2 separate regions of the Homo sapiens genome follow, and region 1 is linked to region 2. A link is an interaction called in ENCODE POLR2A ChIA-PET data of the cell type or tissue named here. Cell type or tissue: Panc1. All regions are shown on one strand. Links, peaks and the distances in the headings refer to the core of each region. The heading gives the core; the rest is flanking DNA. Region 1 overlaps INPP5A (inositol polyphosphate-5-phosphatase A). Region 2 has its middle 19 kb from the start of NKX6-2.

Region 1 (2,910 bases), core at 246-2,745, 140 kb before region 2:
ATCCCAGCACTCTGGGAGGCTGAGGCAGGTGAATTGCTTGAGCTTAGGAGTAATCCCAGCACTCTGGGAGGCTGAGGCAGGTGAATTGCTTGAGCTTAGGAGTTCAAGACCAGCCTGGCCAACATGGGGAAACCCCATCTCTACTGAAAATACAAAAATTAGCCAGCTGCAATGGCGTGCACCTGTAGTCGCAGCTACTTGGGAGGCTGAGGCTGGAGGATCGTGTGAGCCTGGGAGGTGGAGGTAGCAGTGAGCCAAGATCACACCACTGCACTGCAGCCTGGGCAACAGAGCAAGATCCTGTCTCAAAAAAAAAAAAAAAAGAGAAGAATGATATAACCACATTAGTCCTTTACCAGGTTTGCCTTAAAACTGAGTCACTGTGTGCCTGGCCTTTACTCAGCGCTTCCTCCCATGTCGTGACTGTTATAATGCATCATTACTTCCTCACTATGATTCATCTAGGAACTTGGGGGAGTAATTCATAGTCAGGGATATTTATGTTTAAACCGACAGAAAGGGAGAGCCATTTGAACACATTATTCCATGTTTTCACTGGTTTTAAATCTGATTTCTGCTGGCTGGGGGAAACTTGAGGAACTGTGAAGTCATCGTAGGCAGTAGGGAGGTAACGGATAAGGGCCTTTCAAGCATGCAGTGAAGAGACACCAGCTGTACAGCTCCCTCCTGTATGGAAAAGGTGGAATTTAGACAGTTAAAGTATTAAAGTATACATCACTGGGTTTGAAAACAGCCACAAAAAAACCCCTGTCGGATCACCCAAAACCGCTGGCCCCGTGGCGCACCATCCCGAGGCTGCCGACTTTGCAGTGGGGCTCTCTTTCCTTCTGGAGTGCAGCAGCATCTGGAATTGTCTGGGAAAACCCTGAAGGATGGCCCACACCGAGCCGAAACATCTTTCAAACGGAAATTGTTACACTGTGCTCTTCATCTTGAAATTAATGTTTGGTTGTCAATTTTTATTGCTGACCTAATGGATGAAGTCCAGCAATTGCAGCTGTCCCCTTAAAGCGGCCCCCAGCGTGTGCTGTGCAGACCTTCTCGGCAGGCTACCCACCCACCTCATCCGTAAGTGGACTCGGGTAGAGAAAGATATCTGTGCATTGAGAGCTCGTTGGAGATAACTTGAGTCATAATGTGTACTGAGTGTGCTGGGAATCATAGGAGGGTAAAGGTGGTTTTTAAAAAAGTTATTTTCATTAATTCCTCTCACCCCCAACCCCCTCTGCCACCTGGGACAAAAAAATGGCAGGGTCCTGCTGGATGCCGCTTTCCAAGCTGGGGCAGACCCGCCAGTGTTGAGCAAGAGGGAGGTTTCATCTGAGGCTGGCTGAGTTTTATATATCTATTTATGAGATCCAATAATGTAATGATGTGCTTGTCTAATAAATGCTGCTGTACAAGCTCAGGACAGCAGACGTTTCCAGTATGACCTGGATTGTCTAAGCCGCAGCCCCTTTTGGTTGGAGCTCGGCTGTTTAATAAATGTCGGCTGTTCTTCCAACCATCATAATTATTTAAAGGGGCTTCAAAAGAGAGAGAACAAATCAAATCAAGCCATTACTGTTGAAGCTCGTTCTGGAGTTAAGTGTGTTTTTAAAACTGTGGGCCTTGTGCAGAGGCTCCTCCCAGTTTTCATCTATTATCACAATAATTGAGTTTGTAGCTGGAATTAAATTTATCAAATTGCGTTATCCTCTTTAGAAATTGGATAGGCATGCTGGCAGGGCGAGGCAGAAGTTAATCTGCTTTGCTGAAGCCTCCAGTGGCCCTGCACAGCGGGGCTGAAGAGGCCCAGACAGCTTCCTGTCACCCCGGACACGATGTAATTTCTCCTCAATCCCTTGTGCAAATAATGACATTTGAATCGAGCATTAACAGGCTTAATTACTTTAAAATTGTCATTTTAATTTACACTGATATAGTATTGATCATACAAGCAGAGATTAAGCTGTTCAGTGGAGCAGATGATGGGGAATTAAACATTAAAGGGTCCTCAGGGGGCCGTGTGCGCTGCCCGGCGCGAGCCGGAAGAGGGATGATATTTCTCGGTAATGAACTGGCGGCATGCGGGGACATGAATCTTGGGCTCTTGGAAAAGGGGAAATAATGGGGTTTGGGAGGCATTTGCAGGTTATTCATTCGCCGCCATGCACCAATTCTCCAGTGATTCATCCGCCTCACCAACATTTATTTATCCAGCAAATTCCGGAGCTTTGACCTTTTTGCTAAGTACATTGAACATAAGTTGGAGTGGAGATCTTTCAAGTGTAACTTTTACAAGTATTTGTTATTTTTCCTTATTTCTAGGCAACATTAAACAAAGTTATTCAGTTTTTTGAGTGTACTGGAGTCTGCCGGCCTTGCAGGGTTGGTGTGGTGGTGAGGGACTAATGGGCTCCTGCAGCCCAGCCCCACACTTGACTTTTGAAAATTCCAGTGGCAGATCCCAGGCTCAGGTGTCACTGATCCTTTCTTAGGTGAAATGACACGAGAGCCTCACGTTCCTGCCATGGGCTGATGGCCTCGGCCTCCTTTCAGTTGAGGCTTTCTGTTGGTGGTTAGGGGGCAAAGTGACGCCCTGTAACTTATTGATGCTGCCATGGAAAAAATATGGAAATGAAGCAGAACATGAGTTTCTCAGAAGCACATTTGACGGACTTCTTTTGGCGAAAATCAGAGCACTTCAAATCCTGTAACCTCAAACTGTTTCACTTTTCAGAGGTTATATAATAAAAAGTTAAGTGATTGATTTTATAGTTCAGTAGGGAGTGATGAAATTCTTGATCACTATCCATAATGGCTTTATTTTAAACAGTGGGCTAGAGATTTAATTAAAGCATGATCAGGGAAATGAAAAAATGTTGATATTTCTCCTCAAATTAAACA
Region 2 (2,910 bases), core at 207-2,706:
CCTCCTTCCAAAGACGAGGTCTCCTGGGGTCAGGGGTTATAGGGACCCCCCCTGGTCTCTGCCCAGGCTGTTGAGCACCCCAAGTCCCTCCAGCACCCCAACCCTAGCCAGGCTGGACTCAGGGCAGGGCCAGAAAGACAGGCAGGTCTGCAGCAGGCGGAGCTCAGCTGCGTCCCCATTATCTTAACGCATCTCTTGCCTCTTGTCACAAAGAATTAAAATCCGTAATAAGAACATTTAAGAGCTCTTCATAATTGTGTGGCCATTAGCCGACTGCACGGGGTGTCAATCTAGCCATCTCGCTCCGGTCCCAATGAATTGTGATAAAAATGTCAAACAATTAGATTATCTTGGCCACTAGCACGGTGATGAGTAGCCAGGCGTGTCCCTCGAGTCACCCTAACAGCGGGAGCTGCTCCGCGCCATGCTAAAGCCACTCCAGGACAGCAGGACGGGCCGATGGGGGTCAGCGTGTCGGCCCAGCATGCGGGGTCATCCCAGGAACCCACGTCCCAGCCCCTTGGAGCCCAGCTGGAGAGACTGTGGGGCCAGAGGGAGGTGTGGGAGAGGGGCAGGGGAGGGTAACCCCTGGGAACAGGACAGAGGTGGGGGATCCAGGCCCCTCGGAGGGTGCAGAGCCCTGAGCTCAGCAAGGAGGGGCAGGGAGCTCCCAGGGCCCAGCCCTGTGCTTGGGAAAGGAGCCGGGAGGGGGATGGGCAACTGAGCGGCCCCAGGGCCTCAGGTCCACCCCCTTGGCCGGGTCCCCTCGGCCCCGTCCCCATGGCCCCGTCCCCTCGGCCCCATCCCCTCGGCCCTGTCCCCACGTCCCTGTCCCCTCGGCCCTGTCCCCACGGCCCTGTCCCCTCGGCCCTGTCCCCACGTCCCTGTCCCCACGTCCCTGTCCCCTCGGCCCTGTCCCCACGGCCCTGTCCCCTCGGCCCTGTCCCCTCGGCCCTGTCCCCTCACAGGGCTCTCGCTCCACTTGCCCTTCCCAGGAACCACGGCTGCCTTTTTTTCTTACGGGTGAAGACGTATTGGAAATTGATTTCTGTGTTGGAAATGGGATAATTAAACTGGTTGTTTCCATCTTCATCATTGTCATCATAAAACGAGGACAGCCGGGTGAGGCTGGCGTGAGGTGACACCCACGTCTCGCGCAAGGGGGCATTAATTGAATACGAATGGCCTCTCCTGAAGTTGCTGAGTTATATTTCAGAGATATGGGATAATGATGCCATTTAATCATTTTTACAAGATATAAAATTACTGGCTCCTCTGGGAAGATCATTAAGGAAAACAATTGTTCACAGCAATTGGAGATAGAGTTTTAATTATTTAACACAGAAATTAAACTATTAGAGAGACCAGTGTTGGATGAGGCAACTTACTAGAAATTTATATACAAGCGTCTGTGAACATTTTAGTTTTATTAACCCGCCTAATTCCTTCATCCAAATCCGTCTGAAAGGCCTCTTGGCTGTGCCTGTGAGTGGCGGCCCAGAGCCCCTGTGTTTCCAGAGAGGACGGCCAGGGCGTGGCTCAAGGGACATCCCGAGGGTACCCAGGCCGGGCCCTCAGGCTGCAGGGGAGGGGCTGAGCTGCCAAAGAAGGGAGAGGCGGGGGCGGGGTAGGGGCCTACAGGGGCTGCGAGGTGCACCTGGGGATTACAAGAGGGACGACTGCAGGGTGCTGGCCACGCCCTTTGACCTTCCCACAGCCTTTTGGGTGGGAACTTTGGGGACCTACCTTCCAGGCCACATGTGTGTGACCCCAGTGAGTATGGGACGGGGGGCATTGGCTGTGCCCAGGCCCCCCCAGCCCACTCTGCTGTGGCCCAGACCTGATGGGGCCCTGTCGCCCCACCCTGTCCAGAGAGGCCACCTCCACCGGTGCAGTGAGGGGCTGAGGCTGCGTTCCAGAGCCCGGGCTGCCGGGAACTCACACTCTTTAGAGGGTCCTTGCCAGGTGCCTGTCGCAGGGTAAGGGGAGCTTTAAACGGGACTTGGACGTGACCACCTCCAAATGGGGAAGCTGGGAAAGTTACTGGAGACACAGCACGAGCTTCGCCATGCAGGAACGGAGGCTGATGGGAGCCAGAAAGGATCCCTAAACATTGCTGTCTGGTGTGGCTTTGGGTGAAAAACCCTCATTCTAAATGTGTAAAAATTTTCAATCTGTAAACTAATAAATGGACATTTTTAGATGGTGGAAGAACTGAGGGCACCAGATTGGACAGCTTGTTGGGGGTGCCCCTCCACCACCTGGGACCCGAGCAGGACGAGGCCTCGTGGGAGGGAAGCGCCGGGGCTGGAGGGAAGTCACCTCCCCCAGCACGCAGTCAGGAAGCTGGGGGGCAGCCCCCAGCCGGGGCACAGCAAGCCTCACCTCATGCTCCCCCGAAGGCCCAGGCCAGGTTTCCAGCTGCTTTCTGGGGAGAAGACGGGGCTGCTGAGTGTGTGGCCTGGGGCTTGGGCTGACCCTGTCACTACCCAAGCGGGGACAGCAGTGCAGGAGCGTCCCTGCCTCCCCTGGTCCCAGGGGCCCTCTGACATCCGAGAGGCCCGGGCTGGGGACCCGCTGGCCGGGGGAGCGTCTCCTGGAAGTCCCGTCCCCCACCGACCTGCATGGTTTCTGCGCTCGGGACTTGCAGGCTGAGGGCCAAGCACCGCGAGACCACCCTCTGTCCCCCATTATCTCCAATAAATTCCAAGGCATCTGCTCTTGCCTTATAGTTTTTAGGGTTACATAAATTTCACCTATGCAATTTTTTTATGCTTGAATATATTACAGAATGCCACTTCTGTTATGGAAGCTAATTGATAATGTGATTTGTTATGTTGCCGGGACATAATTCAGAAAGTTATTTTAAAGCCTGTGATGCATGGAACGGCACTCACCGTTTAATATTTC

Evidence for each region. ChIA-PET counts read pairs that join two places held together with the same protein. Peaks named below come from ENCODE experiments on the same cell type or tissue, not always from the same donor. Only the 100,000 strongest peaks of a DNase experiment are listed, where the experiment ranks them.
Region 1: POLR2A ChIA-PET joins it to region 2 with 5 read pairs; 4 of 35 experiments call an interaction of 5 or more read pairs at or near these places.

What each region holds. Positions count from the first base shown.
Region 1 is chr10:132,665,748-132,668,657 of GRCh38, forward strand. All of the region lies in intron 4 of INPP5A (inositol polyphosphate-5-phosphatase A), which reads left to right. Among named protein-coding and RNA genes, the nearest start is that of NKX6-2, 120 kb to the right of the region's middle. RefSeq lists an enhancer at 13-1,212. In Panc1, for the core only: no CTCF peak of the experiment used is centred there; DNase peaks (open chromatin) are centred at 474, 1,413, 1,792 and 2,250; H3K4me3 peaks cover 2,370 bases; H3K27ac peaks cover 2,500 bases.
Region 2 is chr10:132,803,328-132,806,237 of GRCh38, forward strand. No RefSeq gene overlaps it. Among named protein-coding and RNA genes, the nearest start is that of NKX6-2, 19 kb to the left of the region's middle. RefSeq lists an enhancer at 1,968-2,469. In Panc1, for the core only: no CTCF peak of the experiment used is centred there; no DNase peak of the experiment used is centred there.